Regions from separate parts of the Homo sapiens genome. Here region 1 is linked to region 2. The links are chromatin loops, found by intact Hi-C in ENCODE. Cell type or tissue: gastrocnemius medialis. All regions are shown on one strand. Each heading gives the region's core, and the rest is flanking DNA. Links, peaks and the distances in the headings are about the cores only.

What was found. Peaks named below come from ENCODE experiments on the same cell type or tissue, not always from the same donor. Only the 100,000 strongest peaks of a DNase experiment are listed, where the experiment ranks them.
Region 1: it touches region 2 in a loop (2.5-fold over the local background); 1 of 110 quality-filtered maps calls a loop at or near these places.

The regions. Positions count from the first base shown.
Region 1 is chr2:178,769,884-178,774,992 of GRCh38, forward strand. It overlaps TTN (titin), which reads right to left. Exons shown (of 363, transcript NM_001267550.2): 29 at 5,038-5,109; 30 at 4,324-4,590; 31 at 3,955-4,227; 32 at 3,579-3,842; 33 at 3,226-3,486; 34 at 1,328-1,588; 35 at 529-792; 36 at 177-437; 37 at 1-56. Among named protein-coding and RNA genes, the nearest start is that of TTN, 35 kb to the right of the region's middle. RefSeq lists an enhancer at 3,699-4,898. In gastrocnemius medialis, for the core only: no CTCF peak of the experiment used is centred there; no DNase peak of the experiment used is centred there; H3K27ac peaks cover 1,902 bases.
Region 2 is chr2:178,684,413-178,689,955 of GRCh38, forward strand. TTN (titin) reads right to left here. Exons shown (of 363, transcript NM_001267550.2): 122 at 5,401-5,484; 123 at 5,103-5,183; 124 at 4,878-4,961; 125 at 4,641-4,724; 126 at 4,265-4,366; 127 at 3,699-3,812; 128 at 1,106-1,186; 129 at 841-918; 130 at 494-577; 131 at 254-337; 132 at 1. All of the region lies in intron 1 of LOC124906100 (a long non-coding RNA gene), which reads left to right. It overlaps LOC124907912 (a long non-coding RNA gene), which reads left to right and starts at 3,726. Exons shown (of 2, transcript XR_007087321.1): 1 at 3,726-5,543. In gastrocnemius medialis, for the core only: no CTCF peak of the experiment used is centred there; no DNase peak of the experiment used is centred there; H3K27ac peaks cover 1,301 bases.

The sequences.
Region 1 (5,109 bases), core at 59-5,058, 85 kb after region 2:
GGCAGTTTTGGTCTCAGGCACCTCGATATTTTTCATGGTTTTTGTAATATGTAATGCTTGGTAAAATCAAAGAGCACTTCAGTTAATACAATTTGTTTAAAAAGTAGATGAAACCAAACAAATAGATACATGGGGTTCATTAAGGAAAGGGCTGTAGGGGGCTGCCTGATACTTACTCTCCACAAACAGTTTTGCTTTGCATTCCAATTGCCCGACCACAGCTGTGTATTCCCCAGCATCTGAGGGGGAGATGTTCTGCAGCATCAGCTTGTGGACTTTCCTTTCTGAGACCAGTCTGTGTTTGTCACTTGGCTTAATTTCCACACTCTTATGGAACCATTTTACTGGAACAGTGTCATGGGAAACACTAACTTCAAAGGCAACAGTGGCATTTTCCAAGGCTGTCACATCCTTTGGCTTTTTAATGATCTTGACAGCTAAGAGGAAAATTGGAGCAATTCAGTGATAGGGTTAACTTAATGGTAACCATGGGCTGACTGCTTGAAAAGTGTTTCTAAATCAACTTACTCTCCACGTGCAGTCTGGCACTGGCTCCAAGCCTTCCAAGCCTGAAGCCATAAACAGACTCATCCACGATGGCACAGTTTTTAATCCTCAGAGAGTAAATTGTTCCTTTGACAGAGATAGCATACTTTTCATTGGATTCCAGCACAACTCCATTTTTGATCCACTGGACACCTTTGACATTAGGGTGTGTAAGCTCGACAGTGAAAACAGCATCCTGTGTTTCTGTCACTGTGAGGTTCTTCAGAGTCTTCTTAATTTTGACAGCTAAAGACAAATTTATGATTGGGTTAGAAAATATAGATGACATCATCAAGGAAAAGAAGTCCTGAACAAGATCATTGCTTACTCACCCTGCAAAAGAATGGCTACCAAACATTTTACAGTTATGCAGCACCTCTGTTTTAAAAAACACCTGAGATTATTTAGGGGAACCTGGGATCCAACTGGACATGTACATCGTGAAATGATTTTTCTATGCTTTAGTAGTATGAAGTTTGCATAGCTATGTATTAGCAGCATAATAGACTGATTGGAGAAGGGTGAAAGACGAATGGAGAATCAGTGTCTGATTTAGCTGTTTCACAGAGCTTTAACCTAAGAAATGGCTTTTTTGCATAAACGCATTTGATAAGCAATTTTGTACCTTGTGGAATGTGTCTCAGGAAGGTTTAGAGGATCTAGAATGACTTTATGAAATGAAAATTTATGGTATCCAAAATGGCCATATCGTTTGTCTTTTAAAACGATAACGATCAAGATTGTAATATGATTTGAAAAGGACAAATCCTATGTTACTTGCCTTCAACTTTGAGTTTGGCAGATGTTTTGGAGGTGGCCACCTTGTAGGTATATTCTCCAATGTCATCTAATTTGGTGGCAGCAATGATAAGTCTCCTTTTGTGGCCATCAGACTCACTTCTGATGTTGTTAGTCAGTGGTAGGTGTTTGCCATCCCTCAACCATTCGCCTTTGGAATCTGGGTTGGCAACTTCACATTCAAACACAGCTTCCTGGGATTCAGCTACGGTCTGATCTGTGAGTGGCTTGGAGATGGCCCCACCTTTGGAACAAGAGATGTACAGTATGAGTCCTTTAAACATATTCACACAATGGGAAAATCTTTGCAGAAGTAAATATAAAATATCAAATTTAAGAACATGATTTTGAAATCATGAAATGTCTATGATTGTTTTTACCCATATTGAGAAGGTACCAAAGAAATCCCTTATTCTAAGTATGCATAACTGATAATTAGGAGAAATACTGGAATCAGAAAAGTTTTGTGAAGAAAAAATAACTGTTGAATTAATAGGAAATTCTTAGAACAGTATACCACCAGGATAGTCTCTAACCCAATTCCTTCTTCTTCAAAAGCATTTTACTTGGTCTTTTAATGATTATTTCCTGGGAATCTGATATTTTGACTACATAAAAATTTGCTAAACAAAATGTACGAGTCATCAATGTTTCTACTACATTGAGGATTTCTATATATTAAAAATCACTGTGTTGGCAAATGTCGCCCATTCTATGAAGTTTCACCCCATTGCCTCCACTCTTATCATCCATTAGCAGAAATAATTACTGCTTTAACAAGCTAGTTGCTTATGTATCTGTCCTCTCTAAATTATGAATTTCTCAAGAAAAAAATCATTTCTTATTTAGTTTTGTGTCCTGAGTTTCTACAAGTGTCTGACCAATGGTAGGTACTTTAAAAACACTGGGTGAAATCACAGAGGAGTTCATAGTTTATTCCTGTTTCCACACATTTAAAACATGTAATTTATATTAAATGTATAAAAATGCTGAATCTGAAATTTTGTTTTACAAGTCTTTTCATGGTCCGATCTCTGAAGAAATCTTATAACGTAAGTAAGTATAAACCATGAAACTTTCATACCAAATAAGACAAATCATTACCATATGACTTGCTTCAATACTAGATGTAATGGACAACACGATCTGAATGTAACATCTCAACTCCTCAAAATTTAAACTGTAATGAACCAAACAAATTAATGATGACTTCTAGTTTTTTCTGGCAATTGATTTACATTTTTTATTCTTCATTGTAAAGCTAAGAAATTCTACTGAATGATGGTCTTATTTCTACATGATATCATAAGAAATACAGTTACATTAAGCTGTATTTTGAAAATATTTATTGATTTCATTAAAAAGTAGGAAGAAAATAAAAGGCACAAAGGCTAAAGAAGCAAGAATGGCTAAAAAAGGAAATAATTCTTTAGAGTAAGGAAGTTTAAATAAAGCTCAATACAGCAAACACCAATTGATTATCTGTCATTTGCAATATATTGGAATATACAAATAGAATTCCAGATTTCAGGAGTTTATACACTGATATTGAAAGAGGAAATGGGGAATAAGACAAGTGCATAATAAACACTAGGAAAGAGGCACATATAAAGTGATCCTGGGGTTGGATGAGGAAGAGATCATATACAAATGGAGAGATTAAGGAAGGTTTAATGGAGAAGGTGACGTTTGAGGTAGGCCTAGAAGAACATTTGTAATTTAGGCTGGTGGGAATGGTGTTGCAAGTACTATTGGCTTTGGGAACAGCATAAGCAGAGGCATGGAAGTGGGAAACTGAAAGGAATTTTGGGGGAAATGAATAATAATTTCTTAAAATAACAATCACTCCTCGTAAGAATTTAGGTTAATAAATATACCAACCTGCCACAGTAAGTTTTCCAGATGTCATATTTTCTCCCGCGTAAAATGTGTATTTTCCTTCATCATCTTTCATCATATTTAGAACTGTCAATTTATATATTTTTCCATGTGCTTCAATTTTATATTTAGAACTGGGCTTGATTTCCTTGTCCTTAAAATTCCACAGGACATCAATTCCAGAGTGGGACAGCTCAACCTCAAACACCACATTTTGAGTTTCTGTACAGGTAAGGTCACGAAGACCTCTGATAATTTTAATTTCTGGGGAAAAAATAAAATAATCTCTTGGTTATTGTTACACTGGGAAAGTAGAATGCTTAAAGTAATTATTAGATAGGTAGAATAATCCTTACTTTCTACAGAGAGATTACAGTTGGTTTCAACTCTGCCAACTATCAGCTTGTAAGGTCCTTCGTCTGAAGCATGAGTTCGGTTAATGACTAGTCGCTGTTTAGTACCTTTCACAATGGCCTGTACACGGTCATCAGGCTTGATTTGTTCATCATTTAAGTACCACTTAACAGAAGTCACATCAGGGACTGACACCTTACATTCAAGCACAGCCTTGGTGCCTTCAATCACATTAACATCTTTTAGAGGTGTTATCACGTCCACACCTGCAAAATCATACACACACAAGATGAATGAATTTTGTTGAAATTGTCTGCTCCTTGAAGTTCTTTATGTTGCTTAATAGTGTAAACATAAAATTTTATAATTAGGACTCACTATAGACAGAGACACGCCCACTGGTGGAGAGGCCAAGGGCTGGAATGGTGAAAGAGTAATTTCCAGCATCTTCCTTAGTCATGTCTTCAATGAGCAGCATATGAGATTGTTTGTCTATCACAATGTGAACCCTGTCACTGGGCTGCACTTCTTGGCCGTCTTTCATCCAGACGCCTTCCACACTTTCCAAGGAGACTTTAACTTCAAGCTGAACAATGTCACCCTCACAGACTTTTTGGTCACTAAGTCCTTGTAGGATAGCAATGGGGCGGGCTGTGAAATATGGGGAGAAAAAGAATGTTATGATCATTTTTTATCAATAAACCATAATGATGCTCACTGCAGGCTGACAGGAATGGGAGGACTTACGTTTCATCTTTAATTTACAGGTTGTCTTTTTCCCGTCGATGACAAAGCTGTATTCTCCCTGGTCCTCCTTGGTTACATCCTTGACCGTGAGGTTCTGACGTCCACGACGAGATGTAATTGTATATTTGCCATTGGATTTAAGCTCCACATCATTATGATACCATTTTCCTTCTATATTTTCTGGGGATACAATGCACTCTAATTCTCCTGAATATGATTCTGGAACTTCTATGTCCTGAAGTTCTTTCACAAACTCAACAACTGCACCTGAAGTGTATAACAGAAAGATAAATCAATTTTTTTGGAGAGGTATGCATCTAGACTTAGGATAGAGATGATGTCTTGTATGTCTTTTATCTCCCCCATACTATCAGGTGTATTCTTAATATCTACCCGCTGATGGGCTGAGAGATAAATTTTCAATAAGAAGCAGTTATTTTATTTTAATTTTTAAATATTTTTGAAAGTAAAGAATTATGCTTCAATAAAAAACTTAAAAGCTAAAAATCAAGATAATACTACTTTAAAAAATCCAAATGGTCAAATTGTTAACATTCTTAATTACGAACATAAATTTATGATTCTGGCTATGAAACTTATAGTCAATTTCCAAATAATTGTTTCATGAAAGAAAAATTGCATAGCTAATTTTACCACATGCTAAGGGTGACTTTAGAGCTTAGGTAAACAATGAAATCCTTCGTTGTTGAATACCTTCAACAATAAGTTTAGCAGTCGTTTTGACATTTTCATCTTCCACAAGTACACAGCTGTAATCTTCAGCAT
Region 2 (5,543 bases), core at 208-5,207:
ACTTAAAAGATAATTTTAGGATTAGGGAGTTATATCAAAGTGGACGTAAAAAATATACTAGCCAGAAAGTACTGTGATTTTAGAATAGAAGAATTTACAAGGCACACACACAAAAACATCACAAGTAATACTCTACCCAAAGACACCATTGTCACCCACCAACATATAAACAGTATGACCCAAAGAACAGCAGCAGAGAGAAAGAAAGACAAGCCATATGTTCCTAGTTTTTCTGCTGGGGAGGTTTGTTTACCTTTGGCTGGGAGAGGTTCTTCCATCTTAATGACTTTTGGAGGAACCTTTTTTTCTGGAACTGGTTTCTTTGGCTCTTCTGGCACTTAAAAGATACCAGGCAATACCATCAAACATACGATATGGAAAACACTAAACACAGGCACACTTATTTTCTGGTTAATGTTTAAAAAATCTGAAGAATGTATCAATTTAAGATTAAAAAAAGACAGTCTTGAGAATAAAATAAAATCCAATATACCTTTAGGTGGGGGCACCTTTTCCTTTTTAGGAACTGGAGCAGGAACTTTCTTTTCTGGCACAATTTTCTTAGGTGCTTCAGGAACTTTAGAAAGATTAGGTTTAAGAATATGAGTTTGCCTTACATATGAAGTGACACAGTTGTGGGGCTTAGCATTCACTTTTTGAAAAGATTGCACATATATACAAACGTTAATGACTATACTCAGTAAATACGTTCATACATGTGTTCTGACAAAACGTAGACAGTTATGCAAATTGTTATGCATAAGACAGTTATGCAAATGTGAAGGTATTATTATATACATTAAAATAAATAGTGTTGCATTTCTTTGAAAGAAATCATACCTTTAGCCGGTGGAGGCTCCTCTATTTTAGCAGGAATTTTTGGTTTCAGTACAATTTTCTTCTCCTGCCTCTCTGTCACTTGAAAAGATTATAAAATATGTTTGTAGAAATGTCTAGATTTCTTTTCGATAAAAGTGTAAGGGATCTTTTTATTAGACATGATATTTATCAATATTTGCAATATGGATGACAAATTAGCTATAAGGAAACATAAAGAAGGAGACAAGCTAACATAGGGATAAAACTAATTAAAGAGTCAGCATACCTTCAGCTGGCTCAGCTTCCACTCTCTTAGAAATAATGTGCAGCTTTTCTTCCACAACATATTCCTCAGGCTCTTCCATCACTTTAAAGACAGCAGTTTTAAAGAAGATAAATTACAGTGTTTTTCATGTTTATTTTTAGCTTTAATTTATCACTTCAAAGAGTAATCAAAATAGCAAAAGTTTAACCCTTGCCAAACCCCTGCTTGTTCCTATTTAAAATACTCAAAGAGCATTTTAATCAAAGCACATGCGTTAATGAAGAGTATGGGAAATGGGAAATAGGTTTCATTAACTTAATTTTCAAATGTGTCATACAGATAATAATGCTTATATCCACAGCAACGACAGGACAAGTACGGGACAAGAAACGATTATAATAGCTGAGTTAATAAGAACAGAAGAATTTGAAGATGAGTTTCACAAATAGCAGAGCACTGTAGATTTGAAGGCCACAGGGCAGAAACATACTTGAGGATTTAAGTGAATTGTAAGATAATATTCCATATTGTTTTCCCCGCCAGTTTTGTGGGGCAGGTATGGTAGAAGAGGCAGGAGGCTTCACATGATTTTTGAGCCTAAGTGTATACAGTTTTAATTTTTTTTTTTTTTTTTTTTTTTTTGAGACGGAGTCTCGCTCTGTCGCCCAGGCTGGAGTGCAGTGGCGGGATCTCGGCTCACTGCAAGCTCCGCCTCCCGGGTTCACGCCATTCTCCTGCCTCAGCCTCCCAAGTAGCTGGGACTACAGGCGCCCGCCACTACGCCCGGCTAATTTTTTGTATTTTTAGTAGAGACGGGGTTTCACCGTTTTAGCCGGGATGGTCTCGATCTCCTGACCTCGTGATCCACCCGCCTCGGCCTCCCAAAGTGCTGGGATTACAGGCGTGAGCCACCGCGCCCGGCCAGTTTTAATTTTTTTTAAGACAATGTCTTGCTTTGTTGCCCAGGCTAAAATGCAGTGGTGTAATCACAGCTCACTGTAACCTCGAACTCCTGGGTTCAAATGATCCTCCTGCATCAGCCTCCTGAGTAGCTGGGACTAGAGGTGCATGCCACCATGCCTAGCTGTTTTTTTAATTTTTGTAGAATGGGGCTTGCTATGTTGCATAGGCTGGTCTTGAACTCCTGTGCTCAAGCAATCCTCCCTTCTCAGCCTCCCAAAGCACTGGGATTATAGGCATGAGCCACCATGCCTGGTCAAAGTTAAATAAGGAATAGAAGTGTCTGGTTAAAAACATATCTGCTCCTTACGCTGAAAGTAAACCTAACAAGCCACCCATCTTTGGGGCATAATGAGAACATAAAAATAATCACAGTGTTTCTCCTTTTAACTAGAGTCTGGAGTACTACAGGAAGTTTATAGTGTCAAAAGTTGAAATCAGACTATGTTTGGTTTTACAAACACTTTTAGAAAAGATGGAGTCGTCTTCAAATCTACCAGCTTCCTGACTTATGTCCACCATCATGGCCTCTTCCAGGAAGCACAACAGAGTTAATGGATTTCCTCCTGGGAGTCATGTCCCATCTTGGCCTATTCCAAGGCATTCCACTAAGACTATGGCACCTTGGATTTTTACATGGGCTTTTGTTCCAAGTGAAAAAAGGGGCATGGTGTGCCATCTTTTATTAGACAGATAAAAACAGATACTTGGGACATCTAAATGTACTTCAATTCTACTCATCTTCTCACTGGGGAGAGAGTTAGTTTGGTTAAGGAGCTTATTGATTTCTCTTTAAAAGCAGACCTTAGGAACTTTCTTAGGAAAGTTCTTTTGGCCACATGGCTCTAGCCAGAATGCTGGATTTTAGTTGGAAACCTGGTGCTGCCTTAATTCATTGAAAAAATATCCCAATGGAATAGTTTGTTGGTTCTGTCCTTAAGAAACTATAGATAATTAGCATTATAGGTATGAAAAGATCTGAGTAACAAGTCAGTCTGATCCCATATATAACACAATGGTTTTCTCCATATGTAAAATACAGGAAAGCCTTATGTGTTCAGGGCTTCAGACTCACAAATATGGCATTGACTCCTGGAATGTAATGAGGTAATATATTTTCTTGCTCATTTTAAAACATTTTAAGACATTATAGTGACTTCTGCAATTGACTTAATGGATTATAACTTGTATTTTTTAAATGCCTAGAATAAAAAAATTAAAGGATTATAATATAAAATATATTTCTGTCTGTGGATTGTGGTACAAGCAATGTTTGAGAAACACCAATTAGGCATTAGGCTACTAAGGTAAAGCTTATGCCAGCCCACCATGCTGAAGCCAAGTCCTGTTTAATGAAAGGATATATGTATATGGAGATACCTGCCCTGATTAATTATATATAAATATGAAGCCTCTTTTATTCTATGTAGGCAAGTAAGAAGGGATGCAGAAGAAATACACTGGATTTCTCTAATCTAGTATAATCCTCCTGAATCTTGTGTTTTGATCAAAATATTCATTTAATGAGACTGGTAGATGTTCACTGAATTTGTGTCACTTTTTTCTGTCTCTTTTCATTGGTCTGTAGACAATTTGTGAAAGAAAACACCTCATCAAAACCCCAGATCATCTCTAGCTTATTTGCATTGTTTACCTTCATATTCTGTAACCTCTGCTTCTTCCTCCTCCTCTCTTTCTTCTTCTCTATAAACTGAAATGGACACACCTTCCTCCTCTTCTGAGTAACTCCATTCCTCCTCTGCAGATACTTTAAAAGATAAGGTTTCATTTAAATTCAGCCTGCTGAGATACAGATGTATATACAGCCATGTGGTCACTACAGATGGATAACTGTTCTTCTATCTGCTTAGGACATAGCTTCATGGTACTTCCTCACTATAAGAAGGAGGAAGCTAATTTAAGATGAGGGCAAGTACAGCCCAAGACTGAGAATGATACTTGAGTTATGTCCAAGTGTGGCCACTTTCAAAATTATAACATTTTCGGGACTCATCCACTTCCTTCGAATGATTCAAGGCCAACATAGACACAAAAGACTCAGTCCCAGAAGGCTACAAAAGGTAGACACATTCTAATACCAACATAAGGAGAAATAACTGATGAGGACATGTTCTAAAGTAAACAATCACATGTGGAAGAAGAAGAGACTTTGAGGAAACACACACAAACTCATTTATCCCCTGACTTCCGATTATATACCTTCGTGCCGCGTGACTTCCACTCTTTGAGGAACTGCGAAGGATAGTTTTTCTTCAGCAACAAATCTCTTTTCTTCTACAACAGTTTTCTTAGAGACTTCAGCTTTAAGAAAGTGTTAAAGTTGAAGTTTAAAATCAAGAATTTTAACAATTCTCACTTTCTAGAATTTGGGGAAGAGTTGCACAGTACACCACTTTGACTAGCAAAATGGGAAAACAAGTTACATATCACAAGGACATAAACACAAAAGTTTCACTGCAAGTGAGACAATGGATCAGTATAAGCACAGACCAGATGGAAAAAGCAAGAATTTAACACACTCGAAGATTTTTTTTTTTTTTTTTTTTTTTTGTCAGAGGATTGAGGCAAATCCTACCTCGGGGAGGAGGAGCTTTCTTAGCGACAGGAACTGGCACTGCAACTTTCTCCTCTGGGACGGGTTTCTTAGGCAGAGCTGGCACTTTAGAGACATTATGCACTTTTAGAAATTTAATGTGATCTCATTGAAGCCCAGTGCAAAACAAAGAAATACACCCACAGTGCACTCATATCACAAAACTAACAAAATCACTGGAACATAAAGACAGTTCTTGGGAAGATGGAGAAACAATACCTTTTGGTGGTGGTGGAACTTCTTCCTCCTTCCGAGGAACAGGTTTCCTTTCTTCAGGAACTTTCTTCTTTGGTATTTCTGGCACTTAAAGGATAGTATTGAATTTTAAAATTTGTCAAAAAGGCCAAATAAATGAGCAACATAGAAGTGGCAATTAAAGAAGACATGCAATTAAAGAGGCTTGAAGGAAAGACAAGGTTATTTCATGGAGATGGGATTAAGTACCTGCTGGTGGTGGAGATTCCTCTCTTTGAGTTACAATGGTTATTTTTTCTTCTGTCACAACTCCCTTCTGTACTTCAGGAACTTGAAGAGACATTTTTAGAATTGACTTTATATTTTCTAAAGTAGCTATGCACAGTTATTTTTTTTAAGAAAGCAGACGGGTGGACAGACACTTTTGTTCAGTTCTCACCACAAAACATTCATTTAGAATTAAACTAACTCAATGAACAGATAATTAAACACAACATATTTTGTATCAAAGATAAAAGATAGGGCTTTACGTCGAAAGCCACTGTACCTTTAGCTGGGGGAGCTTCCTTTTTCTTTGCAACAGGAACGGGAATCTTTTCTTCAGGGACAGGTTTCTTTGGCACCTCTGGGACTTAAAGTTTTTGAAACACAATGTTAGTTCAGACATATATCACTTTTATGAAAGAACAT